2 separate regions of the Mus musculus genome follow, and region 2 is linked to region 1. Evidence: chromatin loops called from intact Hi-C (ENCODE). Cell type or tissue: gastrocnemius. All regions are shown on one strand. Each heading gives the region's core, and the rest is flanking DNA. Links, peaks and the distances in the headings are about the cores only.

Evidence for each region. Hi-C counts contacts between places; a loop is a spot of excess contacts. Peaks named below come from ENCODE experiments on the same cell type or tissue, not always from the same donor. Only the 100,000 strongest peaks of a DNase experiment are listed, where the experiment ranks them.
Region 2: a loop joins it to region 1, with 2.2 times the contacts of the local background. A loop is called at or near these places in 8 of 42 quality-filtered maps.

What each region holds. Positions count from the first base shown.
Region 1 is chr4:135,965,459-135,980,340 of GRCm38, reverse strand. It overlaps Lypla2 (lysophospholipase 2), which reads left to right and starts at 7,747. Exons shown (of 10, transcript NM_011942.1): 1 at 7,747-7,823; 2 at 9,376-9,481; 3 at 9,702-9,733; 4 at 9,822-9,887; 5 at 10,335-10,382; 6 at 10,468-10,538; 7 at 10,667-10,740; 8 at 10,812-10,913; 9 at 11,024-11,197; 10 at 11,274-12,116. The coding sequence starts at 9,404. The coding sequence ends at 11,324. Pithd1 (PITH (C-terminal proteasome-interacting domain of thioredoxin-like) domain containing 1) reads left to right here. Exons shown (of 6, transcript NM_025411.4): 4 at 1,440-1,544; 5 at 3,084-3,192; 6 at 3,845-4,739. The coding sequence ends at 3,946. It overlaps Gale (galactose-4-epimerase, UDP), which reads right to left. Exons shown (of 11, transcript NM_001356493.1): 3 at 14,660-14,775; 4 at 14,225-14,338; 5 at 13,795-13,971; 6 at 13,415-13,528; 7 at 13,263-13,329; 8 at 13,085-13,170; 9 at 12,912-12,989; 10 at 12,638-12,752; 11 at 12,163-12,540. The coding sequence ends at 12,482. In gastrocnemius, for the core only: a CTCF peak has its summit at 7,639; DNase peaks (open chromatin) are centred at 7,702 and 10,776; H3K4me3 peaks cover 1,807 bases; H3K27ac peaks cover 1,670 bases.
Region 2 is chr4:136,014,101-136,028,982 of GRCm38, reverse strand. It overlaps Eloa (elongin A), which reads left to right and starts at 7,334. Exons shown (of 11, transcript NM_013736.4): 1 at 7,334-7,432; 2 at 14,527-14,583. The coding sequence starts at 7,358. LOC115489947 (a long non-coding RNA gene) reads left to right here and starts at 99. Exons shown (of 2, transcript NR_168717.1): 1 at 99-357; 2 at 463-707. In gastrocnemius, for the core only: no CTCF peak of the experiment used is centred there; DNase peaks (open chromatin) are centred at 5,862 and 7,178; H3K4me3 peaks cover 2,362 bases; H3K27ac peaks cover 2,400 bases.

The DNA of each region.
Region 1 (14,882 bases), core at 4,116-12,115:
TTTTTGGTTTTTCGAGACAGGGTTTCTCTGTGTAGCTCTGGCTGTCCTGGAACTAACTCTGTAGACCAGGCTGGCCTCGAACTCAGAAATCCGCCTGCCTCTGCCTCCCAAGTGCTGGGATTAAAGGCGTGCGCCACCATGCCCAGCCTTTATGTACTGTTTTTTTTTGTTTTTTTTCCAGAGCTGAGGACCGAACCCAGGGCCTTGTGCTTGCTAGGCAAGCGCTCTACCACTGAGCTAAGTCCCCAACCCTATGTACTGTTTTTTGAATTAGAAATCCCTGATTGGGGCTGGAGTAGTGGCTCAGTGGTTAAGAGCATTGACTGCTCTTCTGAAGGTCATGAGTTTAAATCCCAGCAACCACATGGTGGCTCAGAACCATCTGTAATGAGATCTGATGCCCTCTTCTGGTGTGTCTCTAGATAGCAACAATGTACTCACATAATAAATAAAGAAATCCGGCTGATGAGATGGCTCAGCGGTTAAGAGTGCCGACTGCTCTTCCAAAGGTCCTGAGTTCAAATCCCAACAACCACATGGTGGCTCACAACCATCCGTAACGAAATCTGATGCCCTCTTCTGGAGTGTTTGAAGACAGTTACAGTGTACTTACATATAATAAATAAATAAACATTAAAATAAATCTTAAAACAAAAACCCTGATTGTAGTATTTGAAGAAACATTGCTGGGCATTGTGGCATAAGCTTTTAATTTCAGCATTTGAAGGCAGAGGCAGGTGGATTTCTTGAGTTCAGGGCCAGCCTGGTCTACCTACCAAGTTCTAGGACAGCCAAGGCTATATAATGGAGAGACCCTGTGTCCAAAAGAGAGAAAGAGGAGAGCAAGGGAGAGGGGGGAAAGGAAAAGGGAAAAAAAAAGGAGGAAAGAAAGATAATATGATGATGTTCAGTGCTGTTTTGCTTGTTGAGCTGCCTGCTCTTATCTCTTAACTGTGTCTCAGGTGTTTCTGCGGAGTAAGCCGTTGTATTGCTCCACGTCTCGGTGTGGGCTGAATGTGCTGAGTTCATGCTTCTCTGGGCAGCCCCTGCCCGTTACCCAGGATCTCAAGCCACTCAACAACGCCCCTGGCTTGGGCTTTGGAACCTAGCTTTTTTCTTGCTTCTCCTTCCCAGTCTCCCTTTCTCTTCTTTCTTTCAAGGTGGGATCTTGCTCTGATGCCCGAGGTACCCAGAATGAACTCTGCCTAAGCAGTCTTCCTGCTTTGGTCTCCTTCATAGTCAGGGCTGCCGGCAGGCTTTGAGCTTTGTAGTCAGTCATCAGACATTTGTGTGTAAATGCCAGGAGAGTGCCATTCTGATCCTAACTTTGATCTTTTGATGGAACTGAAGCTAGTTAAGTAGTCGTCAGAGAGTTTTAAAACACTGAAAAATTTAATAATGCATATCCCTTGACATTTCTTCTTTTTTCTCCCCCTCAGGTACAAGAACATTCCACAGATGTCATTTGATGACACAGAAAGGGAGCCAGAGCAGACCTTCAGTCTGAACCGAGACATTACAGGAGAATTAGAATATGCTACGAAGTAAGCGTGGCACCTCCCCACTGCCTTCCCTTCATTTCCTTCTGGGGATGGTCTTGATCTATAGCCCAGCCAGCCTTGAACTCTGTCCTCCTGTATCTGTCTTCCCGGAGGCGTGCTGCCTGCTCATGGCTCTTCACCTGCAGTGAGCGTGCAGCCTGTGTGCTTGCCTCTGTCTTTTGTCCAGTGTCCTAATCTCTGAGTATTGGAAATGAGTTAAAACAGCAGAGAAAGCTTGATCCTTGGTGTGGCTGCTCTTGGCAGAGATTGTTGACTCGGAAGTAAGTATTGAGCAGTCCTGGGTGAGCAGCTAGTGTGGCTTAAGAAAGGTATTTACAGGGGCTGGCGAGATGGCTCAGTGGGTAAGAGCACTGACTGCTCTTCCAAAGGTCCTGAGTTCAAATCCCAGCAACCACATGGGGGCTCACAAACATCTGTAATGAGATCTGACGCCCTCTTCTGGTGTGTCTGAAGACAGCTACAGTGTACTTACATATAATAAATAAATAAATCTAAAAAAAAAAAAGAGGGCTGGTGAGATGGCTCAGTGGGTAAGAGCACCCGACTGCTCTTCCGAAGGTCCGGAGTTCAAATCCCAGCAACCACATGGTGGCTCACAGCCATCTGTAACAAGATCTGACGCCCTCTTCTGGAGTGTCTGAAGACAGCTACAGTGTACTTACATATAATAAATAAATAAATCTTAAAAAAAAAAAAGGTATTTACAGAATTCCTCTGCAAAGTAGGCTCAGGCGGACTCAGTCACCTGCACCCAACTGGCCCCTTCTTTAGTGAAGTCAACACAATAAACATGGCTTAGAACCCTGCTTTGTCACCCACCTTGACATTAGGAGCACTGTCCTTTCTTCCTTTCTTTTTTTTTTAAGATTTATTTATTTTGTATATGTGAGTACACTGTTGCTCTCTTAGACATACCAGAAGAGATTCCACTACAGATAGTTGTGAGCCACCATGTTGTTGCTAGGAATTGAACTCAGGACCTCTAGAAGAGCAGTCAGTGCTCTTAAGTGCTGAGCCATCTCTCCAACCCGCCTGCCTGCCTGCCTGCCTGCCTGCCTGCCTGCCTGCCTGCCTGCCTGCCTTCCTTCCTTCCTTCCTTCCTTCCTTCCTTCCTTCCTTCCTTCCTTCCTTCCTTTCTTCCTTCCTTCCTTTCTTCCTTCCTTCCTTCCTCTTTTTTTTTTTTTTTCTCCCAGACAGTCTTGCCATAGATCCTTGTCTGGGCTGGAATTCACTTGTAGACCAAGTTGATGTTAAACTTGTAATTCCTCTGCCTCTGCCTTCTGGTTATAGTGATGGCATATGCCACATGTCTCTCTGTCCTTCCTGCCTCAGACCAGGTCTGACAGGTGCTTAGCGCATGGTTGCTTCATTACTTGCTGCTCTGAAGGAGCCTGGTGATGAAGGAGCAAGTGTCCTGATATTTGCCTGCAATTTGCACTGAACTGTTATCGTCCCTGGTGGCGAGATGCAGACCACGTGGTAACCCGTGTCTTCTCTCCTGCTTCCTTTTCCAAACTCTAGAATCTCCAGGTTTTCAAATGTCTATCATCTTTCCATTCATATTTCAAAAAACTTTGGAGCAGATACGACGAAGATCTTTTATATTGGCCTGCGGGGAGAGTGGACTGAGGTAAAAGACATTGGTAAATGTGTGTCTACACCATGGGGCGGGCACACCAAGGGCAGGAACAAGGGAGGGGCTGGCTGCTCCATCTGTTCATGATGTTCCTTTGGTTTTTTTGTTTGTTTTGTGACGGGCTGTCATTATATAGCCGTAGGTGGCCTAGCACTCATTATGTAGACCAGTCTTGCCTGGCTCTCACAGATCACTGCCTCTGCTTCCTCAGTACCTGGCTTCTTTAGATTTCATCATAACGTCTTCAGTGGATAGACTATAAGTTTTCTTTTATTATTCATGTATTTCTATTTCATGTGTGTATGCACATGGTTATGTGTGTGTTGTGCTATGTGTATTTTGCCACAGGGCTCTCTTTTAGCACACAGGAAGCCATGGGTTCCACCTGTCACACATTCTTGACAATTTCTTGTTCTGGGCACCAGCAATAAAATGATAAGTTCCTTAGACAAGTTCCTATTCTCGCCTGGATTTTCTCAGCTGCTGAGAAGCCTTGAGAGTAGATAGTGGTCTTTGCTGGCTTCTCAAGATTAAAAGAGTCCGCAGAGGGAATGTCAGCCGGTTCCCGAGGCGGGAGCCCGCGGAAGAGCTGCTGCAGAATGTGTGCTTTAGTAGCCGCTGACCTCATCTCCACCTTTTCCTGTAGCTTCGCCGGCATGAGGTGACCATCTGCAACTATGAAGCGTCAGCCAACCCAGCAGACCACCGGGTGCATCAGGTCACCCCGCAGACACACTTCATTTCTTAAGGGCCAGCCGGGGCTCCCTCAGATGCGCTGTTAGTGAAGATGTGCGACCACCTGCTGGGAAGGACAGAGGATGCTCCAGCAAGAGTTGCCTGCCAGAGCTTTGGCCAGGCTTTGTCTCGGGGTTGCTGCAGGAACCTGGCCTGTGGAAACCGCCTCACCACCAGGAGCGGTATGGGTGCCAAGGGATAGTCTCTCTCTAAGGCACTGCAGAAACTGGGTCTTAGGCTGGGTGGCATCTGTCAGTCATGAATAATGCTCACTTCCCAGTCTGTGGCCACGGGATCCCATGTGTCTTTTTGCTTGTGGCAGATTTCTTGTGTGGTTTGTCCTTTTTCAAAAAGGATGCTTCCTTGACCGTAGGAATCCTTCTGAAACCCGAGTTTCGTGTTTGAATTAGCCATCAGGAGGGTCTCCAGCTAGAAACACTTCGTCCCTGCTTGCTCCTCCTCCTGTCATTGCTCAGCATTCGTGTCAGGGTGCCTAGCTGGTGTCACATATCAGACACAAGTGTCCCACAATGGTGGTTGGAAAGGAAGGAGTCTCCTGATACATGACTGCTTGGGGAAGGTCTTACACAGTCTAGCCAAATAGTTGCGAGTCCTTTCCCTGTGTGGGTGACCTGGTTGGGGTAAAACTGAGACAGTAAAGATTCCTCTTGGGACCTCCTTGGTGTTTCCCTGCTTCTAACTCATGTTATAAACCCAGGGCTGGAGTCTGGAGACCCTGCTCCTTCTGTTCATGGCTTTCATTCATGGTGACTAATGAGCTTCCTAATAAATCCTTAGAGACTTAAGGTCTGTCTTTTCTTCTGTGCTCTTGGTAGTGCTGTGAAACTTATATCTCACTAGGAACTGAATTGAACTTGAATCCTGTTTTCTTTTGATCTAGGTAGATCATGCATGTCACAGTTAAATAAAGACTACATCAGTTTCTCCAGGAAAGGTTCAGCCTCTGCATTTTGTAAAAAGGATGCTGAGGTTAGAAACCTAGGTTCCATTTCTCACAAGGGGGAAGAAACTTGTTGAGTTACATGTAAAAACAAGGGAGGCTGTGGGCTGGAGAGATGGCTTGTTAGTTCAGAGCACTTGCTGCTCTTCCAAAGGCCCTGAGTTGACTTCTCAACACTGGCATGGTGGCTCAGTACCAATTGTAACTCTAGTTCCAGGGGATCAGATGCTCTCTCTTGGCTGCTGTTGACATTTCATTCACGTGGTACACAGATGTAACATGCAGATGAAACAGCCATACACACACAACAATCTTAAACCCAGGAGAGATGCTGGAGGCACCACAAGAAGTAAGGGTGTGGATCCTGAGAGCAGTTACTTCTCAGTGAACACAGTACGCTTGGCAAGAGCCCCAGCAGCTGAAAGCATCCAAGACCCCACTGTTTCTGAAAGCAGGAAGAGCTGGTGAGGGAGCAAGTGCTGCGTCTGGCCCTGGAGAACTCTGAAGAACACCCATCCTTGTCCGGAGGATCCTGCCGCTTTCTCTCAATCTGGAGAAACGGGCTTTGGTTGTTAGGAATCGAGGTTCTGAGGTACACTAGAATGTGAACAGTGCTCTGTGCCCTCAGACTCGCTCCAACCTGCTTTTCAGAAAATCCTCCAGACTAGAAGGGCTGCTGGTGAGGGTGTAGCTCTGGGACAGTGCTTGCCTAGAATGTGTGTGGCCCTGGAATGGGTTTCTAGCATCCAGAGAAGGGGCTGGAGAGATGGCGCAGTGGTAAAGAGCACCGGTTGCTCTTCCAGAGGTCCTGAGTTCAAATCCCAGCAACCACATGGTGGCTCACAGCCATCTGTAATGAGATCTGATGCCCTCTTCTGGTGTGTCTGCAGACAGCAACAGTGTACTTAAATATAAATAAATCTAAGGCCCTGTGGGTAAAGTGTTTGCTGCTCAAGCCTGACAAGAATTCCCAGAATCAGGCTGAGAAGCCACAGGACACTGCACATGTCTGTGATCGCAGTGAGCTAGGCAGACAGGACATTGCCCTCAAGCCCTCGGGCCAGCTTGGCTGGAGTACACAATACAACAGCAAACCAGAGACTGCCTCAATAACCGAGTGCTGGGCGTGGTGGTCCACACCTTTATTCCTAGTCCTTGAGTGGCAGAGTTGGTACATCTCTGTATGCTGAAGGCCAGTCTGGTCTATGTAGCCAGCTCTGAGGACTGATGTCTTGAGTTCGTACTCTGACGTGTGCTCAAAACATGGATGCATGTCATTCACACGCAACACCCAACACATTACAATACTAGCTCATTTGTTCCACTAGCTCATTTGTAGCTCACAGGTAGCTCCTGGAACTGAGCCTGAAGATTGGAAGCGTCACTTGCCACTGTGGCTCATGTGAAGAAAGTACAGGGGCTGTATTCATCCACGGACCAACCCAGCAGGGTTCTGCAGGCACTGGGGCTGGTTAGCTGTGTTGCTTTCTTCTCGGTTTTTATTCCTCTTTCTTTTGTGATATCCGTTTCTAGGTCTTTGGCTTGCTGTGGTCCCTTGATCTCCATATTCTAAGCACCATCCCATGACCTGAATACAAGAACAAGCTGCTTCTCTGTCAGGAGGGAGGTGTTTTTGTTGATTGCCCAAGCTTGTATTGCTTTGGGTTCGCAGGGTGGGAAAAAAACAAAACCAAACAAAAAAACTAGTGTAGGTTAATCTGGAAGTCCTCTGCAGCTGAGGGGACCCCTGTGACTCATTTCCTGTTTTCTGGTCCCTAAAGGTTCTCTACAATTCAGTCCTTCAATTCAGCTTGTCTCTCAGCCTGGACTCCAAGTCCAATTTTCACTTTACCAGTGTGACTCAGTGGTGACCAAATGAAGCCCTTTTGTTCTTAGCTCACAGCTGGTGGCATTTTGTGCAGCCTGCAAGGCATCACTTGTCAAGGACAGTGCCGAGCCAACCCTGCCAGTGTGTCAGTATCCTGATACGGCCTACGGACTTTCCCAGGGTCCTTCTTCAAGTGGGTAAGGCCTCTCACACTGTGATTTTAGTGTTCAAAGCAAGTTTACGTGGCCTCCTTGAAGCTTAACAGCAAAGTGATGAAATAGCAGGTGGTTATTATCATTTTATAGCTGAGGAAGCCGGTCAGGAAAGAGAGATCACAGTGTAATCTTGAGGTCGATATATATTTACTTCCTTCCCCAAGCCTTAGCTTCCTCATCTTTAAAGATAAGAGTGGAGGACGGGGTGAACTCAGGTCTTTTCAGGTCAGGGTGTATAATGCTACAGCTTGAGAAACAGTATGGAGGGTAAACAAGAAGCAAGACGAATAAAGAGACAAATCTAAAGTACGACAGGAGACGTGTGGCTAAAAGCATTCACCAGTTTTGAGAGGGAAGCCAATCTCTGAGACTTCACAGAGTTCCACTAAAGTAACCATTTCACTACCTAAGCATACGATACTGCGCACTGGAGACCTAAGCAGTGAACTGTATCTTAATGAAACAAGACAGTGGGGAACATCCAAGACCACACCTGGAAGTGCACCCTGCTCCACGGGGATGGGAAGACGGCTAACTTTATGCTAAACAATACTGAGGAATGCCTCTCCTCCAGGACGCAGGTCCACCAGGAGGGCTTAGCTGGTAGGACATCTGGGAATCCAGTGCCATGTCCAGACGCTGTAGGTGGCAGCGTCGCATCACAGGGAGTGGTCCCACTGTGGGCAACATGGCAGCTTCTACCTGGAAAGCCGGACTCGCTTCCGGGTTCCGTACTGCTGGCCGGGCTACTTCCGGCAGCAGGATGGCTGGGTTCCCGGGACTGGAACGGAAGTTCCGGCGGGGGCGGCCGAGGGGGAAGAGTGTGTGCCTGTGCGGGAGAAAGGGGAGAATCGCCCGAACGGTCTCGGAAGCCACTGGGAGTGAGGTATCCAGGCGTTCGCTCAGCGAGGCTGCGAGGGTCCCGGGGTGGCGGTGGGGAGTGGCCGGAGGGCGCTGTCCAGTCCCGGGACGGCCGGGCCAGGGGCTGCGCGCGTGGCGGGAGAGCGGCTGCGCGCTGGGCAGTGGGAGACCCCATTGTGGGGCGGAGGCTTTCCAGGGTCAATGCCCCTTTGTGGGCAGGTGCGAGCCGTGGGGCAAGGCAGCAAATGCCACCGTAGGGATGTGATGACCCTGGCTCAGAACCCAAGTTCCCACTGTGGAGAATGGGAGACGACGGTCATCCTTTGGAGAGTGGGAGCCGGGTGGAGTGGGAGTCCCCAGAGCTTAGAAGGAAGGGGATCCTAGCTTAGGGTGTCAGGTGCATTCCCTGTGGAAAGAGGAACCCCAGAGTCAGAGGTGTGGAAAGATGCTATGTGATCATCCTACCGTGAGGAGGGGCAGTCAGGGTCAGAGCTGGAAGGTGGGAGCCAGCGGGAGGGCGGGGCGCCCTTAAGACACTTCAGAGGCAGGTAGCACAAGCTTCCGGAGTTTGGAGGATGCTAAGGATGGGGAGGGGCCAGGCAGCCTGATATTCTTTTGTGTTGGGAGTCCCAACACCTGTTCATTTGGGGACCCGTTTGGAGTCAGTGACAGCAGCAACAGCAGGTAGCCTTGTGGAACTGGGAAAGCTTAGAGCACCAGTTTTTGGTAGAAGATGGCAGAAAGGAGTTTGGCTCTCATGGGACATGGGTGGCTTCCAGAGGCCTCGGGAATTTCTTACTGAGCCAGACAGCTGAGAAGACTGGATAGGGGCTGGATAGGAGGGGAGGAGAGGGAAGATGGATAAGATGGGATGTGGGTGGGACTGAAAGCCTGTTTCCAGCGGTTTTCCTCCAGCTCTCTCTAGGGGCAGGACTCAGGGAAGGGGAATTCCAGGAAAGGGACACCTGAGACCTTGGAAAGATGCAGTTAGCCTTCGGAGACATAGGGGGAAGGCTACAGGGACCACCCTGCCTTCCCTTGCCCCTACACTTCCAACCCCTAAACCCAGTGCCAGCCCACCTGTACCATGCTTAGGCTTTGGGATTGGGTCAGAAACCAGGCGTGCCAGTTCTAGACCAAGTTCTCCTTCTCAGCCTTGGGATGGAGACTTCTTTCTTTCCTTTCTTCCTTCCTTCCTTTCTTTCTTTCTTTTTTTAATTATTTGGTTTTATGCACTTTGGTGTTGTGTCTGCATGTATGGCTGTATGAGGATGTCAGATCCCCTGGAACTGGAGTTACAGACAGTTGCGAGCTGCCATGTGGGTGCTGGGAATTGAACCCTGGTTCTCTGGAAGAGCAGCCAAGGCTCTTAACCGCTGAACCATCTCTCTCCGGTTCCCTGGGGCCAACTTTCTACCCCTCTGCCTGAGATTTCTTTCTGCCTTTACTTTCTCTCTGCTCAGAATCAAACCCCTGTTACTGCCCAAGGCTGAAGGCCTCCGGGCGGGCTTCTTAAACCAGGAAGGCTTCTCTCCCCTGGCTTTGCTTCTAATCTACGACTACCTTCTCTTGTGTAGGCCCAGCCTGCAGGAAGCCCTGCAGTGTATGTGTGGTAACACCATGTCTGTGCCCCTGCTCACCGACGCAGCCACCGTGTCTGGAGCTGAGCGGGAAACGGCCGCGGTAAGGGGCCAGCCAGGTGGTGGGTGACGGCTGGCTTTGGGCAATGTGGGAAACATGGAGGAGGCTATATGAGAAGGGTTTAGCCTGAAGCTAGAAGGGTTAATCATCTGTTGGCTCCCACCCCGGATCCTCTGGGTCTGAGGGGCTGGGGGAGTGGTAAGCTGGAGTGGGAGGTCTAAGGGGGACCTGCCTGTCTCATTTCTGACTGTTTTTTTCCCAGGTTATTTTTTTACATGGACTTGGAGACACAGGGTGAGTGAGCTGAGGGGCGGCCGTTCCTTCATTGGGTAGAGCTGGAGGGCCTTTGTCCTACACCATCGTCTCTTCTTCCTTCCCACAGGCACAGCTGGGCTGACGCCCTCTCCACCATCCGGCTTCCTCATGTCAAGTACATCTGTCCCCATGCGTGAGTGTCACCCCAGCTAGAGAGGAGTGTCAGGGGCGGGGGTTGTCCTCTGGTCCTAGACCTGTTGTCTTCATCAGCTGCCTCCTGGGGCTTGGGCTCGGAGCAGTCTGGCCATATCAGTCCTGGCTCTAGAAGCCCTAGGAATGGGCTCTAGTTCTGCTTCTCCCCGAGAAGCTCCCTCGACCCAAGACCTCCTAAAAGGAGCCTTTCCCCAAGTACTCACCCTGAGCTGGACCCCCGTCACTGAGCCTTGGTCTCTGCTTCTCCATCATTACCGCTGATGCCCCAACCACAGCCTCCAGCCCCACGTGGCAGGTTGCCTGGCAACACTTGAAACACAGGGCTTGCCCACTGGGAGGGTTCCCCAAGGGCAGTTCTGCCCATTCCCAGACTCTCAACTGATGGATGCTTTATCCTTCCTAAGATGTTCTGGCCCTCCCTCCCCAGGCCCAGGATCCCTGTGACACTCAACATGAAGATGGTGATGCCCTCCTGGTGAGTTTGGGGGACAAGATGGAAACCTGGGGAGCTATAGGGGTTAGTGAGAGCTTTCTAACAACTCCTGTCTGTCTTTGCCCAGGTTTGACCTGATGGGGCTGAGTCCGGATGCCCCAGAGGATGAAGCTGGCATCAAGAAGGCCGCAGAGAACAGTAAGGCCCCAGCCCTCCCCCAGCATTCCCTCCCCCGTCCCCATTCCCAAAGCACCAGGCAGTGCCCACCTGCTCCCTTCAAGCCTCCAGCAGTCTCCTTCACCGGGTCCTACCCTCCCCCTCCCCAGTCAAGGCTTTGATTGAACATGAGATGAAGAACGGGATTCCTGCCAACCGGATCGTCCTGGGTGGCTTCTCGCAGGTGAGGAGGCTGTGAGGGGGAGGGGAGGTGTGTGTGTCCTTCTTTCCTGACCTGTCATTCTCTTCTCCCAGGGTGGGGCCCTGTCCCTCTATACAGCACTTACCTGCCCCCACCCTCTGGCTGGCATTGTGGCATTGAGCTGCTGGCTGCCTCTGCACCGGAACTTCCCCCAAGTGAGTATCCTTCCAGGCCCCTCCTCTCTCTCCCCCAATGGTCCCTGTGGCTTGGGCGCCATGTTCTGTGTAGCGCTGACCTTGCCCTGGAAATTCTGTCCGGCCCACAGGCAGCCAATGGCAGTGCCAAGGACCTGGCCATCCTTCAGTGCCACGGGGAGCTGGACCCCATGGTACCTGTTCGGTTTGGAGCCCTGACAGCTGAGAAGCTCCGGACTGTTGTCACACCTGCCAGGGTCCAGTTTAAGACATACCCAGGTGTCATGCACAGCTCCTGTCCTCAGGTCAGTGGCGACAGCCTACTCCTGTGTTCCCCCTCCTCCTTCCATCAGGGAACCTCACCATCTCCCCCCACCCCAGGAGATGGCAGCTGTAAAGGAATTTCTGGAGAAACTTCTGCCTCCGGTCTAACTAGTTGCTGGCTCCCACCATGGTCCCCCAGCTCATGGGGGACCCAGCAAGCAAGCACCGCATCATCTTGGATCTGAGCCGGTCGAGCCCCTGTCCCTTCTCTTCCCACCCTATCCTCTTCCCACAGGCCTCTGGGGCAGGTCGCCGAGGCTGGCCAGGCCTTCTTGCTGGCCTTGGCCATCTGGAAGTCAGCAGCGGGGTGGGCTGCTCTCTTATCCTGCGTCCCCAGAGGCGGGCCCCAGCAGCAGTATTGGAGGGGCTGTAGGCGGCGGGAGGAAGGGGCCCAGCTGCTGACCCGCTCACTCAGGACCTCACCCACTAGCCCCGCTTTGGGCCCCCTCCCGTGACCTCAGGGTTTGGCCCGTGGGGCCCTCGTGGGCCCCTCCCCCCATGACTCTGCCCGGATAATCGTCTCTCCTGCCTCGCTGCAGCCGCTTCTGTCACGAATGTGTCCATGGCCCGGGGCCCTTGCTGCTGTGGGCTGCCTGCTCCAGGACAGGCTGGCCAGTGAGGAGGTAGAGTCCCTCGGGGCCTCCCCTCAGCCCCTCCCCGAGAGGGGCTGGACCCTGCCTCCCCATGGCCCTTCCTTGCAGGCCTGGAGCCTGCAGGGCTGGATTGAGGTTCAAGGGCCCCCCCAACTCCCTGCTGTCTCACCCCCACTATGTCCCCCCTTAGGGCCAGGGAGGTGGTGGGGGAGGAGTTGTGTCTTGTCTTCTGTCTTCATGTGGTTTTGGGTGTTTTTCTCGTTTTGTCCTGGATTCCGATAAAATTAAAGGAATTGCTTCAACTCTCAGGGCTCCCTTATGTGGTACAGCGTGGCCATCTGTGAGAATCTGCCTCTCGATAAGAAAACATCTTTATTTTAAATACTTTGGAAAGCTTAATCATCAGTGCCTGGGGGAGGCTATGGTCCCAGACCCCCTGGCCTCCCCATCCCCAAGGCTCTGGGGATCACATGAGCTGCTGAACTCGGGGGGGAGACAGGCTGGAAAGACCTGGACTTCTTTCTGGTCAGTGGAACCAGAGGTCTCCTGCCTGGAGGGCTGAGCAGACAGCTGGCATTTGAGGTAGGGTGGCCCCAGAGTGTGAGGGTACAGGGTCCTGTGGAGACTGGAAAGCAGGCAGCTGCTCTTTTCTGGTCCATGGTAACGAGGTCCTCAGGCCTGCGCCCCAAAGCCCGAAGGGTTCTGCTTCTGCCAGCGCCACAGATCTTCACCTGAGCAGACATGGATGGTCAGGACTTGCCTGAGGACGGCCCGAGCAGTTGCCCTTATAGCCGGTTCCGCCCTCTCCTGGGTTCCACAGACACTCACACATCCTGTCCAGCCCCAGGGCTGCTGTCCAGCCCAGCTCCTCATGGGCCAGGCTGGGGTTGGCATAACAGGCCGCCACATCACCTTCCCGCCGTGCCACCACCTTGTACGGGATCTGCAAAGGGGATAGTACACATACTTGGTTGACCAGGCCCCGGGCCTCAGGAACCACAACCAAGAGCTCTGTCATAGGCACCTAGCACTGAGGTTCAAGGTAGCGGCTGGAAGAGACGGCTGGACTGGAGAGCCCACTGTGTTTGTGGGTGGGGCCTACCTTCTTCCCTGAGGCTTTCTCCATGGCTTGGACCATCTGCAGGACAGAGTAGCCTGTGCCCGTGCCCAGGTTGTAGGTCTGCCCAAGAGAATGGAGTCTATCATTCACCCTGTGTGCCACCTTCACCCTGGATTCCAACCGTTTCCTCCCCGGCTCTTCTCTTGGCTCCCTACCCGGCAACCACATTGCTCCTTCAGCTTCTTCAAGGCTGCTATATGGCCCTTCGCCAGGTCCACCACGTGAATGTAATCCCTCACACCTGTGGGGGAATTGCTTCCATCGGAAGTTTGCCCCCCCCCCGCCCCCAACCCCTGTCCCCATCTCCCTCCTTGCCCTGACTCCTAGGCTCACCTGTCCCGTCCTCTGTAGCATAGTCATCACCAAAGACATTCAGGGCCTCTCGTCGCCCGATTGCCACCTACAGCAGAGGTCAGGTCAACTTCAAGGGCGCTGGCACCAGTGGTAATCTGTGTCCCGCTCCCCCAGAACTGCCCCCCCCTTACCTGGGAGACGTAGGGCATGAGGTTGTTGGGAATACCCTGAGGATCTTCACCGATGCGCCCAGAGGCGTGGGCGCCTATGGGATTGAAGTACCGAAGCAGCACGGCGTTCCAGGCCTGCGTGGTAAAGGTCAGACGGTGGGGCTGGGCCACTCGGAGGGAGTCCCAACTCATCCACAGCCATCTACCTCCCCATGTCTATTCTGTGGTCTCTACCAAGGAGCAACAGAGGGCACCTGCATACCAGCTGCCAAGACCTTGGGCAGAGAACACTGCCGCTTCTCGCTTCTCAGCCTCTGCCTCCTTGTGCTGAGAGTGCCCGGGGTGATCCTGGGCTCAAGGGGGCCAGGGAATGGAGCAAAGGTGGGGTGAGCGGTCCTCACCGTGTCTGCCCGGCACAGGTCCCGGATCATCTCCTCGATGAAGAACTTGGACTTGCCGTAGGGGTTGGTACAGCCCCCCGTGGGGTGGGCCTCATCCAGAGGCAGGTACTGGGGGTTCCCGTACACGGTGGCTGAGCTGCTGAACACCAGGTTCTTCACTCCGTGGGCCCTCATGATCTGGCCGTGGAGGGGAGGGTCAGTGGCCTGTGCCTCACGGGTAAGTCCCACTTGTTACCCCACCCTAGGAGGGTGGGGCTGAGGCGACGGGCATCAGTTACAGAGAGAGAAACAGGCTGGGGGGGTAAAGAAAGGCAGGTGTCCGAGATGGTACGGCTTGGGTCCTCTCTGACTCTCCCACGCAGGCCCTTACTGTGGCCAGCATGCCAGCCAGCCTGGGGCCCAGCTGGCGTCTGTGTCCCCGTCCTCTTACCTCTAGAAGCTGGATGGTCCCTGTTAAGTTAACTCTATAGTAGTCCAGAGGCTTCTGCACTGACTCGCCCACAGCCTTGAGGCCAGCAAAGTGGATGACGGCCTTAAAGCTGTGCTGCAGGGGGAAAGCCAGGGTCAGAGGATGCTGTGCCTGCATCCTTGGCGATGCTCCTCCTACCTGCCACGCTGGCCCCAAACTCACAAAGACTCCCAAGTGCTTGGTTTAAAGGCATGCTCTAAATGCCCCAGCTAGCACCTAGCTTCTTTTTTAAAAATGTACTTATTATTATATGTAAGTACACTGTAGCTGTCTTCAGATGCACCAGAAGAGGGCATTGTGAGCCACCATGTGGTGGCTGAGATTTGAACTCAGGACCTTCAGAAGAGCAGTCAGTGCTCTTACCCGCTGAGCCATCTCTCCAGCCCCAGTACATACCTTCTTAAAGAGGTGCTGTAGGGCTGCCTGGTCCAAGATGTCCATCTCCTCAAACTCCACAGAGCGGCCTGTCAACTCCTGGACCCGGCGCAGGCTCTCAGGCATGGAGTCTTCTCCTGGTGGTGGTGGTGGTGGTGGGGCACACGGTGTTCAATATTAGAGAATGGGGTCCTGTACCCAACCCCTCTAGAAACTGTTCACTGATTCGTACCCAGCTTCACTC
Region 2 (14,882 bases), core at 3,701-11,700, 49 kb before region 1:
CCTCTAAGAAGAGCAGCCAGTGCTCTTAACTGCTGAGTCATCTCTTCCAGGAAATCTATTTTTAAAGCTATATGTCTGATGTGATCGTTATCTTTCTTACATATTAAGCTACTGCAGAAGCTCTAATAACTAGTAAACTTTTCCGTTGATCCAGGCCTGGGATGTAGCTCAGTGGCAAGGGAGCTAACCTAGCTTCAGAGACGGTCTAGGTTCAAACCGGAAAAACACAGGCAAACAAGCAAAATCTCCTGCCTCATAAATTCTCTTCCATCTACAGGGCTTGCCCAATGTATCATTGATTTGATAGCAGCGTATTCTTCAGCCACGACACCAGCACTCTGATGAGAGAACTGTGAGGTATTTTTTTCTCTGGCCTAGCCCATTAGCAGCATGAAGCGCAGCTGCTTTGTCCTCATGGCAGCTCTGTCCTCTTTTCTGTCCTCTTCCTTCTTTCTCTTTCAGACCCTGGCCAAACGCCCAACGCGCGCTGTCCCTGGCGCTCTGGTTTCTCTGCACCATCCAGCTCCTTCTGCCACGCCACTGCGCTTCGTTGCAGGGCACGCGGACTTTCTTCGACCTTAATTCAAAAAATGGAGAGCCAGGCCTTCTTCGCCCGTGTTCACCATCTCCCACCTCCAGACACGTACAGCTTGCCTGCCCTGCTGTTTTCTTCGCGGCATTTAATAAAGTTGCCCTCAAACTTAAAACAAGAACAAAATATAGGAGGAAGTAGAAGAGGAAGTGGCTGGTGGCAACGGTTCTCGCAGGTGAAGTCTCTGCTTCCAGGGGCAGTGGAGCTTTCGATGGGCAATGCTGGATATCTGGTTAGCAATGACAGAGAAATTGTCCTAACAGGAAGCTGAAACAGTGCCACAGGGCACAGTGGGCCTCTCTCCGGAGTCAGTCAGTCAGGATGGGAAATTCTTTCAAAGTGAAATGGGAAGCCTTGTTCCCAGCCAGAGGTCTGGGCTTCAGCTACTGCACTCCACGCACTCCTGTCACCTGATCCGGCCTTAGTTTATTTTCTCTGTGTGTAACATAAAGGACAGAGATACCCACCCAAGGTTGCTCTTGAAGGGAGCAACATTTAAAGTGCCACCTCTGCTAACTGAGATGAGTCTTACATTTGGGTTTTGTTGTGTTACCTGGCTGGCCTCTGTCACTCCAGGTCTGAGGGGCGCTTATTGAGGGGAGAGGATTCTGACCACACACTTGTCCCAGATACCATATGCCTGTCTCAGGCAACTCAGCAACCTGGAATGGAATCCGTTTGGACGTGTGCAAGTCTCTGCCTCTTGGGAACAAAGTAACTTCTCTAGAGAGAAAGTTCCTTGAGGGCTGTAGGCGGTCATGCTGGCTTGAACACACATGTTCTGCATGGTTGGTTTGCATCATGCTCAGATGACCTGCCTTGCCTTCAAGGTAGAACTCAGCCTCACAACGCTGTACTTAGTATCTGGAAGTGTTTGTGGGAGTCCCATCAAGTCAATTATGGGGCATTTAGAGCAGGGTTGGTGGTACTCTGGAACATTTGTTTTGTCCTTGCTATCCCTCCTACTGTCATTCAAGGTCATCCAGTCTTCCTGTATCTGCTATTCTCCTGCCTGAACTGATCCTCCACTCACTCAAGTATCCTACTTGGCCTCCAGGCAGACCTAGGCTTCCTTCTTTGTGCAGACTCACTCACTCACTCACAAGTTGGCAATTTTTTCCCATTGGCCATCAAGTACTTGGGAAACCCTCTACTACTGATCTACAGCTCCAGGCCTCTCACATCTCCTAGATCAGCAGAGGAGAGAAGGTTTATAGCTTGAACCTGCTCTTCATCCCAAATAGCATTTCAGGCAACAGGAAGCAAAATAGCTTAAGTACAAAGAACCCGAGTTTAGTACACCCTATGTTGGGGGCTTGGAATCAGCCCAGAAACTACTCGGACACTGATCTCAGGCAAATAGGGATGGTTTACTGAAAGCCACACCCCAAGAGAGATCTATCAGGGCCATGGTCCAGACAAGCTGGATATGACACTGTGTTAAGATCCTTACAGGGGCACAAGCCCCTTCCGCTCCACTGGAGCCCCGGGCTACCTTGCCAGCGGAGTCTCGCCCAACACCCCCAAGGGCCCACACAGGACTCCCCACGGGATCCTAAGACCTCTGTGCTTTGTTAACTTGTTTGCATAACCAAAGCCATGAAGCTGTTATTATTCTGATAAAGTGATGTAAATTTTGAGACACAATCTACAATATCAGGTGTGACTACAAAAAAAAAAAAAAAAAAAAAAAAAAAAAAAAAAGATCCTTACAGGGCTTTTAAGCCTAAAATCCACAAGCATCTGTGTCAAGTTATTCCACCAATCAGGATTTTAAGAGAGGAGATTTCCTTAGGAGCAGACCTTTGCTGTACACTTATCCTGTTCCCATTGATTGGGGTATGCAGCTGTGGCAGGGAACTTGCCTTGGCTAACATTCATGTCTTAACTTGCCAACCAGGATGTCAGTTACACATGTGCATCTCTCTTTCTGCCAAGTAAGATGTCAAGGACAGTATTGGGAACTTAAACTTTACTTGACCCCCTACTTAAAATGGAAGTCTTATTCCTAATGGCCTTTTTTTTTTTTTTAAAGAGAAGATTTATATGTTTGTTTATTTTATACATGTGAGTACTCTGTCACTCTCTCCAGACACATCAGAAGAGAGAAACTGATCCCACTACAGATGGTTGTGAGCCACCATGGGGTTGCCGGGAATTGAACTCAGGACCTCTGGAAGAGCAGTCAGTGCTCCCAATGGCTTCTTATATTGACCTGGGTGTCTCTCTCAAGTTGGAGTCCATCATGGGAGCAGCTTATATAGGCAACAACCATAAAAGCTCATAATAGGTGCAGGAAGTACTGCTGGGTGGTTGGTTCGGATCCAAGCTTATTGTGGCTAACTATACAAAGCAGTTCTAAATAACTTGTATTGAGAATGGTTTCCAAGAACACCAAAGCACAGAACATCCTAGTGACAACATGTGAGGAAGTTTTTTGTTTGTTTGTTTTTGTTTTTTGTTTTTTGGGTTTTTTTTTGTTTGTTGTTATTGTTGTTATTTCAAGACAGGGTTTTTCTGTATAGCCCTGGCTGTCCTTATGACATTAGTAACAGAACAAAAAGGAAGGCTAGAGAGGTAACAGTTACCTAGGCCTTCTCACTATGTAATCTCAGGAGGCAGAGGCAGGAGGATAACTGAAAATAAGTGGTCAGTGTATGCTCCATGATGAATTTCAGGATAGCCAGGGCTACATAGGACACAGTGTCTCAAAAAACAAAACAACAACAAAACAAAAAAACAAAACAAAACAAAAAAATGTGCTAGAGAGATGGCACAGTGGTTAAGAGCACTGACTGCTCTTTCACAGGGCCTGAGTTCAATTTCCAGCAACCATGTGTGGTGGCTCACAACCATTGGTGATGGGATCTGACGCCCTCTTCTGGTATGTCTGAAGGCAGCTATAATTGTACTCATATACATAAAATAAATAAATCTTTGAAAAAAAAATCCAAACAAGCCAAAAAGAGCCAAGGTATTTGTATTAGTCAGAGTTCTCTATAGTCACAGAGCTTATGGTAATGTCTCTCTCTATTGAGGGAATTTATTGTGATGACTTACAGTCTGTAGTCCAACTACCCCAACAATGGTCAGCTCTGAATGGGAAGTCCAAGGATCTCGTAGTTGCTCAGTCCACGAGGCTAGTTGTTTTAGCTCGTCTTCTGTAGAAGTAGATTCTAAAAGATGTGCCAGCAAGTAAATGCAAGCAGGCCAAGAAGAGTGAATCTTCCTTCTTCCAATGTCCTTATGTAGGTCTCCAGCAGAAGGTTTGGTTCAGATTAAAGGTGTATTCTACCATGCCTGGATCTGGGACTTGTTTTGTCACAGGCTGACCTTAAACACAGAGATCTCCTTGCCTTAGTCTCCTGGGATTAGAGGTGTATAGTACCTTCCTTGGGCCTAAGCTTTTCATAGCTACTATGCCTCAAGATCTCCATTCCAAGATCCAGGTCAGAAACTTGTGTCTTCCAGCCTCAAGATCCAGATCACCGGTGAGCTCTCCAATTCTGGATCGTAGTTCATTCCAGATATAGTCAAGTTGAGAGCCATTACATTTCATGAACCTTTTGTGCGTGTGTTTGTTTGTTGCTGTTGTTTGTTTCATTTTGTTGAGACAGGGTCTTTCTGTGTAGCTCTGGCTGCTCTGAAACTTGCTCTGTAATCCAGACTGGCCCCTGCCACATGAGTGCTGGGATTAAAATCATCACTCAGTTTTCCATTTGGTTTTTTCCTTTACCAAATTGAAGGTCCTTCTTTTACCTTCCCAAGTCTTGGGATGCTGAGAGGGATGCCCCATCCTTAAGATTCTTCAGGACATGCTGGGAGGGAGAGATGAACGGCATAGCACAGAGCTGTGCCACCAGGAAGACACACTCAGCCAGCCTCAGTCTGCTTCTGCCAGACATTCCCTGCAAGCAGGTTGACCTGCTGAGCCATCCCTGTGACCATCAACTTAGCCATCGAGCATCTATCAGCTACAGAGCACAGAGACACTCTCTGAGCTCAAAGAATGAAAAGACAACCAAAATAAGCAAGATAAATAGCTAAAGGAAGCTTGCAGGCTACTACTGGATACAATGTATATAAATGCAGGACATTTGAAAGTACTCAGTTATTTTGTTATTCTTTGTGTAAGGAAAGGAGATGGCAGTCAGGACTTCCTACAAGCTAAGCAAACATTGTATCAGTGAGCCAAAGCTTCTATCTGTCTGTCTGTCTATCTATCTATCTATCTATCTATCTATCTATCTATCTATCTATCTATCTATCCATCTATTTGAGACAGGGTCTTTTTATGTAGTCCTGGCTGTCCTGGAACTCCTTATGTTGACTAGACTGATCTCAAACTCAGAGATCTGCCTGACTCTACCTTCTGAATGCTGGGATTAAATGCTGGTGCACCACAGCTTCAGAGTAGCTTTGAGGTGTGGGGGAAGGTGTAATCCCTAAGTATATATCCACTCGTGAAACACTGAGAGATGTAGTCAGTTTAGAAACCTGAACCTGTGAGGAGAACTGTGGCCACAGTTAAGCAAAACAAACATGTTCAACTGGAGGACTTTGTATGCTGTTTTCCAGGAGAAGAGAATTCAGTATTCCTTCTTAACTAGACAGTTTGTCTTCTTCCTTCCTCTCTCTCTTTCTTTCTTTCTTTCTTTCTTTCTTTCTTTCTTTCTTTCTTTCTTCCTTCCTTCCTTCCTTTCTTTCTTTCTTCCTTTCTTTCTTTCCGACACAGGGTTTCTCTGTATAGCCCTGGCTGTCCTGGAATTCACTCTGTAGACCAGGCTGGCCTCGAACTCAGAAATCTGCCTGCCTCTGCCTCCCGAGTGTTGGGATTACAGGCGTGCACCACCACGACAGCACTTGTCTCCTTTCTTTCTTCATTCCTTTCTTGTTTCCCTTCTTTTCTTATATTCCATTTAATGTGTGTGTGTGTGTGTGTGTGTGTGTGTGTGAGAGAGAGAGAGAGAGAGAGAGAGAGAGAGAGAGAGAGAGAGATTCATATGTGCCAGAATGCCAGGATGAGTGTGCAGAGGTCAGAGGATAGCCAATTCTCTCCTCCCACCTTTAGGATGGTCCCAAGGATAAAATTCAGCCATCAGCCAATTATCTGGTAAGCTCTTTAGCCACTGAGCCATCTCTCTGGACTCTATGTTTATAAAGTTTTATTTTTAGGGGGATGGTTTTTGGCCTGGATGTCAATTGGTTTAATCCAAGCACTCCGAGGCGGAGGCGGAGGCGGAGGCGGAGGCGGAGGCGGAGGCGGAGGCGGAGGCAGGTGGATTGTTGTGAATTGGAGGCAGGCCAAGGCTATATAGCTCAGGCTATATAACTAGTTCCAGGGTAGCCAAGGCTACCTACTGAGACAATGCCTCAACATTTATTCTTTCTTATTTAAAAGATTTATTTTTGGCATTCACCTTTAATCCCAGCACTTGGGAGGCAGAGGCAGGTGGATTTCTGAGTTCAAGGCCAGCCTGGTCTACAAAGTGAGTTCCAGGACAGCCAGGGATATACAGGTTTTTTGAGACAGGGTTTCTCTGTGTAACTCTGGTTGTCCTGGAACTCCCTCTGTAGACCAGGCTGGCCTTGAACTCAGAAATCCACCTGCCTCTGCCTCCCAAGTGCTGGGATTAAAGGCATGCATCACCACTGCCTGGCTCTTTTCTTTTCTTTTTTTCTTTTTTGGTTTTTCGAGACAGGGTTTCTCTGTATAGCCCTGGCTGTCCTGGAATTCACTTTGTAGACCAGGCTGGCCTTGAACTCAGAAATCCTCCTGCCTCTACCTCCCGAGTGCTGGGATTAAAGGCGTGCACCACCACGCCCAGCGGCTCTTTTCTGACAGAATCTCATGTAGTTCAGTTTGGTTTTTAATATATTATGACTTTTTATTCATTATGATTTAATTTATTTTTAAATGGAGCCAGGTGGTGGTGGCATACAACTTTAATCCTGGCCCTTAGGACGTAGAGGCAGGTGGATCTCTGTGAGTTTAAGGCTAGCTTCGTCTACAGAGTGAGTTCCAGGACCTCCAAGGCTACACATAGAAATCCTTTTTGAGAAAAGAAATAAAAAGAAAGAGAGAAAGAAAGAAAGGAAAGAAAGAAAGAAAAGAAAAGAATGTCACATGAACAGTCTAATAAAAGGGGCTGCTCTCTGATTTTGCAGACAAGGTGGTTAATAATGTGTTATTATTTTTATTTCTAGTGTTTCAAATTGCCTTGAAACCAGACAGCCTGGATTGCTTTCCCAAAATTACAATACCGTTAAGTTACTTTAAAATTACACGATTTCTTTTATTGCGAGGGTGTGTCACAGCTTGCAGGTGGAAGTCAGATAATTTACCTGAGTCAGTTCTTTCCTTCCACTCCAAGGGTCCCTGGAGCCGCGTCGGACCCTGATCACTGACTCCACCCACCCTTAGGCGAAAACGAGCGTATGACTGGAAAGGCGGTGCGTGAGAGTTAAAGCCAGAGTTTGGCTTGCAGAATACAGGCTTGGGGGCGTGGCTGGTTGCGTGGCTCTGGGTTGGGCGTGTCGGGGGCGTGACCTGTGCTGTATTCGACAGATCGCCGTGATATAGTGGGCGTGGTCTGGCGCGGGGGCGGGTCCTGAGGCCTTCCACACATACACACACCCCCAGCGGAGGCCCGGAAGGGACCATTCGCGCTTCCGTCTCCGCCGGGCCCTCACGGAGGGCGGAGTTGCGGCCCGAGGACGCGACGCGAGCCCAGTTCCGGCGAGGAGGCCGCGCCAGTGACAGCGATGGCGGCGGAGTCGGCGCTCCAAGTTGTGGAGAAGCTCCAGGCGCGCCTGGCTGCGAACCCGGACCCCAAGAAGGTGAGCGGCGGGCGGGCGGGCGGCGCGGGCGGGCGTTGGGCGCGGCGCGGGCCCTGTAACGGTCGCGGGCAGGGCGCAGTGGGGTTCTCCTCCGACCCGGAGCCAGGCCCCACGGAGCGGCGCGGGGCAGTGGGGAGTTCGCGGCCGGCGGGCGCACCCCGGCTGGGGGCTGAGGACTGGAGGGGCGGCCGGGCCTTGCGGCTCTCCCCGGGGTTCGGGCAGCCGCGCCAGCTGTTTCCCCGTTGCAGCCGAGCGACTCCGTCCGCTGCTTGGGGGTCCTGCGGCTCGAGGACCCCTGTGCTGTACCCTGCCCTTTAGCCGAGAAAACGGGGAACGCCTTGGGGTTTTTCGAGCTCTGCTCCTGGAGCTCGGGTCCTGGATGAGGGCGTGAGCGTGTTAACTCCGCTCTGACATACTGGAAGGTGGGACCAGGCTGTGATGAGCAACCATGTTTAATTGCACTTAACTACTTTGTTGCTCCTTTTTAGAAACTGTTACTTTTTAAATACATTGTATCCCCTCGCGGTCCCCCGGGTGTCTAGGCTTCTCTGAGCTCTACGAAGAGGGTATGGTGGGAATTAGAATCGTTTTCACTGTAGTCTCTAGCCGAAAACACCAAAGGGTGTGACATGGCTTGTCAGCATTCTAGCCTGGGCCTGAGGTTCCTAAAAGGTGAAGTGTCCAGCGAGCTGAGTGGAAGAGGAAGTGGTGGAGGGAGACAGCGAGCGGACTTACACATGCAATCTAGGTTCCTAGCCAGCACCAGCTCGGGACTTTGGAGGAGTTCTCTGCTCGACCTGTCCCTTCTCTAGTTTCTTCCTGAAATACCAGCTAGACCCAAGTGCTCTTTATAAGTGTTAATCACCATCAGAATTTCCAGTCAGGGACCCCATTCACTCTTCTTGTTCCTAGTTGGGTCACTACCTCTCAACCTCCGGGCCACTTTTTAACTACCCTCCTTTAGCTCAGAGATACACTTCTTCAGAAGCTGTTGTTATAAGTCAGCGAAAACGTAAATGTTTCAATTGTCTTGTGTTTTACTTTCTTTGGAGGCCTTGGGGACCTTTGGTCAGACATATTTACAAGTTCTTTTTACAATAACCCTTTGTGGGCATCTAATAAATGGTCATTATTTCCAAGTCCCAGATTGTCTTTCTGAACACTATAAGATTTGTGACTGACCTTAAAGTAACCACCCTCATTTTGTTGTTTCTGCCATCAGGTTAAAAAAAATAAAAATCCTCCATGTAATATAATATCTGTAGGGTTTTTTTCCCCCATTAGAATTTAAATTTTGGAATGGTCTATTTGTGCATGAAATGTCAAGTTAGAAAAAGGTTAAGTAAATTTTCTTAAACTCCTAATAATTATTTAAAAGGGTGTTTGGTGGTTTTTGTTGTTGTTGTGTTTGGTGTTATTGGCAGGGACTCATATGCTAACACTAGTAGGCAAGGCCTCTACCTCTGACAGCCCTAATTTGGCTTTTCATTTCCCAGAGAGAAAATTACCTTGGGGCTGGGGATGTATTTCAGTAGCAGCTATGTGAGCTCTTGGCTTCTGTACCCACTGGGGAGGGAGAACTGAATGTGTTGTGAAGAGAGAGGTGAGGAAACTGTTGAGAGACCCCTGTGCAAAGGACCTGAAACGTTGATATTCAGAAACACGCTGACTGCAAAGAGAAAATTGCAAGCCTGCACGCTGGCTTTCCAACCTCCTTTTAACATAGCAAGCTCTCACAGGTTTGTGAAGTGGCAAGATGATTATAGAGCAGTATTGAATTTGCAACCAAATCTTGCTTCCAGACCATTATTAGCCAAAAGGCTGATTCCACACCTGTGTTTTTGGGATTCCTGCTATTGGATTTTGGTGTTTTAAGTGTAAATTAACTATGTATTCACTCTGCCTTCATCTAGCCTCTAGGCTCACTTGTTAGAGACCTTACTGGGAGATGACTTAGCTTTTGCTCCTATCACTGGATTGGAAACAATTTTCATGACAGATAAAGTTAGCAGTCCTTTATCAGGTTTTGAGTGTAAAAACTATGAAGCCCATAGATTGGTGGTAGGTGGAGAATGAGGGGGTCACTGCTGGGAACTGGTTAGCTCTAAGACTGGAAGTGGAGAACCCAAGATTCCTATGTATGGGACTGTGTAAACTTTTGTTATTTCTGTCATCTGCTACCAGTTTTTGCTGGGCTACGTTGGGTTGACAGCGCTGGTTTCCATCTACTTGAGGATATCCATAGTCCTCTCTGCTTGTTGTTGCTTCATTCTTGGAAGTCACTGACTGAAAACTGGGGATGGTGAAGTCTTTTTCTCTTATATTGGGCTAAATCAGCTTGAACATCTCAAGAGTTTTCATTGTGTCTGCTAGACCAAAGGTAGGCCACAGGCAATACTCACTTTGCCAGTCTGTACAAAGCCTTGAGATCAACACATCCTCTTTGACTTCTGACTCCATTTCTCTCTCTTGGCTATGTAGTGGTCCTGTAATTGTGTTTTGTGACCTTTGCCACATGAACTGTAAGCTGTCAAGTAGCATGGTGCTGAGAAAGAGTACCTGCTTTCTTCTTTCCTGTGAAATACTCTGGGCATGAGTTAGGTGTCTGTGTCTCTCCTTTTAAGGACAGTGATATTAGTTTCTTGGCTTTTTAGGCAAGTATGGAACAACCCTAGACCCAGGTTCAATGTCAGCAAAATAGGAGAACAATACCCACTAGACAGGGTCAAATAAGACAAACTTACCATGATTCCGGGCACATGGTGGATGGCATATAAATGTCCCCTTCTTGGGCTGGGCAGTGGTGGCCTACGCCTTTAATCCCAACACTTGGGATGCAGAGGCAGGCGAATTTCTGAGTTTGAGGTCAGCCTGGTTTACAGAGTGAGTTCTAGGACAGCCAGGGCTACACAGAGAAACCCTGTCTCGAAAAACCAAATGGGGGGGGGGGGGAGTCCCCTTCTCCAGGGACCACCATTATAGGAGAACCACCCATTTTAACTCTTTCCAGTAACTCCAGATTTCCCTTTGAGAAAATGTTATTAGCCTTAACCTTTGCATAATGTTTCCTAAGTTGGATCATAGAGGAAGTGGAGAGTTTAAGTATAATTTTTACTTCATTAAGTTTCATATTCCCCAGATACACCACTGGGCCTCTTATACCCAGTCAAACAAGATTGTCACCTGTGATTCAATTGCTCTGCCTAGAGACAATGTTAAGTAATTATGGGAGTAAAATGACCAGAAAAACATACTTGTTGCTCCACCTTGTAGTAATATGACCGATTACAGCCTGGACTATAAAAACAAGTCTTGCTGTCTAATATTTAAAAATGAAGGTAGAGCCAGGCGTGGTGGCGCATGCCTTTAATCCCAGCACTCGGGAGGCAGAGGCAGGCGGATTTCTGAGTTCGAGGACAGCCTGGTCTACAGAGTGAGTTCCAGGACAGCCAGGGCTATACAGAGAAACCCTGTCTCGAAAAACCAAAAAAAAAAAAAAAAAAAAAAAAAAGGCAGATAGTTATCTATTTTGTTTTATGGTTTTTCTGTTTGTTTGTTTTTGTTTTTTTGAGACAGGGTTTCTCTGTGTAGCCCTGGCTGTCCTGGAACTCACTCTGTAGACCAGGCTGGCCTTGAACTCAGAAATTCGCCTGCCTCTGCCTCCCAAGTGCTGGGATTAAAGGCGTGTGCCACCACGCCCGGCTTATGTTGGGTTTTTTTTTTTTTTAAGGTTCATTTTTATTTTTTATGTGTATGAGTTTTACCTGCATATATGTATGTTCACAAGATGCATGCCTGATGCCCATGGAAGCCAGAAGAGGGCACTGAGTCATGGAGAACTGGGCTTACAGACAGCTGTGAACTGCCATATGGGTTCTGGGAACTGAACCCAGGTCCTCTGCAAGAGTAGCCAGTGATCTTAACCACTGGGCCATCTCTTGAGCCCTGTTTTTTTGGTTTTTTTTTTTTTGTTTTTTTTTTTTGTTTTTTAGAAAAAGATTTATTTATTATATGTAAGTACAGTGTATCTGTCTTTAGACAAGGAAGCCAGGTCTTGTTATGGATGGTTGTGAGCCACTATGTGGTTGCAGGGATTTGAACTCAGGACTTCTGGAAGAGTAGTCAGTGCTTTTTTTTCTAACCGCTAAGCCATCTCTCCAGCCCCTGTTTTGACTCTTTAAAAATTGAAATAGCCGGGCGGTGGTGGTGCCCGCCTTTAATCCCAGCACTCGGGAGGCAGAGGCAGGCAGATTTCTGAGTTCAAGGCCAACCTGGTCTATAAAGTGAGTTCCAGGACAGTAGGGCTATACAGAGAAACCCTGTCTCGAAAAAGAAAACAAGAAAATTGAAATAGTTGTGCATATATGTGTTCTATATGCATATAACCAAATAGGTTCAATCTCCTGTTGATTTATACACATGTATGTGGGTGCCCCCGGAAGCCAGCAGAGGGCATCAGGTGCTCTAAAGCTGGCGTAACAGGTGGCTGTGACGTGCCAGATGGTGCTGGGAACTGAACTTGGATTCTCTGGAAGAGCAACAACTGTTCTTTTTTTTTTTTTTTAAAGATTTATTTATGAGTTCATTGTCACTGTCTTCAGACACACCAGGAGAGGGTATCAGGTCCCATTACAGATGGTTGAGAGCCACCATGCGGTTGCTGGGAATTGAACTCAGGATGTCTGGAAGAGCAGCCAGTGTTCTTAAACCTCTAAGCCATCTTTCCAGGCCCCTGTTTTTGCTTTTGAGTGAGGATTTACTCAATATGTAGCTCAGGCTAGCATCAGACTTTGTGTGCTAGGGTTGGTTACAAGGGTATATATACTACCACAGCTGGCTCAGTTATCTGTTTTACACTGGTGTACCTGACCACACTCCCTGTATGGAAAGTGTTTATATGCACTTACCCATTCTTAGAAAAAGGCTTAGCAATCCTGATATCCATTGGAAATTCCGTAAGTAGGGATTGTCTGAGCAGTGTCTGGTCCAGGATCCAGGGTAGGACATGGAAAGAGTGTTGGCTGATGAGTGAGATGATTAGGGAGGAGCATGTTTAACCTTTATGGTGTTGCAGACACCGTGACTAAGCACTGCACATGGTTTGTCCCAATGAATCCTCACAGCTTGCAGCACATGGAGACTAGTTTTGATTTGCAGATGAAGTAATTAAGGTTCAGGGAGGTTACTGACTTGCACATGATCAGCCAAGAAGCTGAGACGACCTCTCTCTCTCTCTCTCTCTCTCTCTCTCTCTCTCTCTGTCTCTTGAGCTTTGCTCTACCAGTTTTGACCTAGTTTTAGAGTCTTCAGAAAGGAAATGGGCAAACCCAAATCTTTCTGATCTACCCAGACATGTTTGATCATTATTAACAGCAAAGCTGAGATGCCAGCAACTCAGATTGGTCTTGGGTTCCCATTTGTGTTGACACTTGTGTTAAACACTATCCCTTAAGGAGGTCTGTAGGTCCTCTCTTCCTTCTTGTTCTGCTTTAGATATACAAGTCTGTAGATGATTTCCCTAAATTTGCTGCCTTTCACAGTCCTCTGCAAAGTCATAATTGCTGATGGCTGTGTTTGATTGTTTTTTTTTTTTATTTTGTTTTGTTCTGTTTTTGTGGGGAGGGGCAGAATCTCTCTCCCTCTCTGAAACCCATATGACCTTTGAACTCTAGGTGATCCGTCTACCTCAGTTTCCTAAATGCTGAGATTATAGACATTAGTCACTATACCAGGCCAGTTAGTGAGGGTTTTTTAAGTCATTATTTAGTTTCTGTATGGATGTTTTGCTTGCATGAATGTCTGTGCACTTCATGTGTGCTTGGAGGCTAGAAGAGAGCATCGGAACTAGGATTAGAGATGATTTGAGCCTCCATGTGAGTGTTGGGAATCAAACGCAGGTCCTCTGGAAGAGCAGCCAATGAGCCATTTCCCCAGTCCCATTTAGTGAGTTTTAATTCACTTCTCTGTCTCTTCTTTCCCCTTGGCGAAGAAAGTAGTTAAAAACACATAATCTAGCCAGGCTTGGTGACATAGTCCTGTATGTAACCCTGCTGCTATTCCAGAGGCTAAGGCAGGAAGTTCAGAAGTCAACGCCAAGCCTGATCTCTAAATGTGAAAAGAAGGCTAGGTTAGGGGCTGGAGAGATGACTCAGTGGTTAGGAGCACTGACTGCTCTTCCAGAGGTCCTGAGTTCAAATCCCAGCAACTGAGTGGTGGCTCCCAATCATCTGTAATGGGATCTGATGCCCTCTTCCAGGGTGTCTGAAGACAGCTACAGTGTACTTACATACATAAAATAAATTTTAAAAAATGATGTCACTTCAGCATGCCAGAACTTAGGGGAAAAAAAGAAGGTTAGGTTATAGCTTGGCGATAGAGTACTTGTCAGCATAGTTAATCAATAGGTTCAATCTCTAGTATTATAAACAAAAAACCCTAAAAGCCACAAGAGAGGGCTTAGGAGACATAATACATTTGGTAACATGCTTGCTTCAGGAGCTTTTCGCTCTGAGTTCAGTCTCCTGTACCTATATAGAAATGCTGTGCATGGTGTCACACTTTTGTAATTCTGTGTTGGAGAGGCAGAGACAGAAGGAGCCCCGGAACTCAATGATCAGTGAACTTAGCCTAATTGATGAGCTCCAGGCCAGTGATAGACCTAGCATCAAGGGAGGTGGCAGTGATTGTTGGTTTTTTGAGACTGGGTCCCTGTTTAGACTAGGCTGTCCACCTCCCCTCACCTAAACAGTGCTGGGGTTAACAGCATGCACTGCCATGCCTAGCATGATGATTGTTGTCCTGCCCTCCGCAGACATATGTGTGTATACAGCACCCACAATTTTAAAAACCTCACAGAAGAAACCAGAGACTGGAAAACCATATAGACTAAAGTAAATCTTGTACTGTTTGTGTCTTGGACTAGTGACAAAGCATCTCTGAGCCTTTCTCCACGCTCTAAGATGCAAATAGCATCCATAGTTGTTACTATGAAGGACGGAGCTCCGAGCAAGTATCTCACCACCAGATAGTATCATCTACCTCAGAGAAGATCCATATGACAATAGAAATTAATATTTGTTTTCTTCTTTCTGCAGCTATTGAAATATTTGAAGAAACTTTCCATCTTACCTATCACAGTAGACATTCTTGTGGTAAGAATTTTTTAATTGTAACTATTATGTATTGCAGATGTTTCCCACTATAGCATGTGTAAAGGGACGCTTACAGAGGTTAGGCTTTACAATGAAAGAAGCCAGGTACAAACCACTGTTTGCTTTATGATTCTGTTTATATGAAATGTCCAGAATGGGCTAATCCATAGACAGAAAGTAGATAGGTGTGTGATTGTTAGGGCTTAGGGAACTGGAAGGAACAGTTTCTCTTTTCACATTCTAGAGTTAGGTTGTGGGAAGTATGAGGAATTATGAGGAGGTAAGTATGAAGAAAGTTC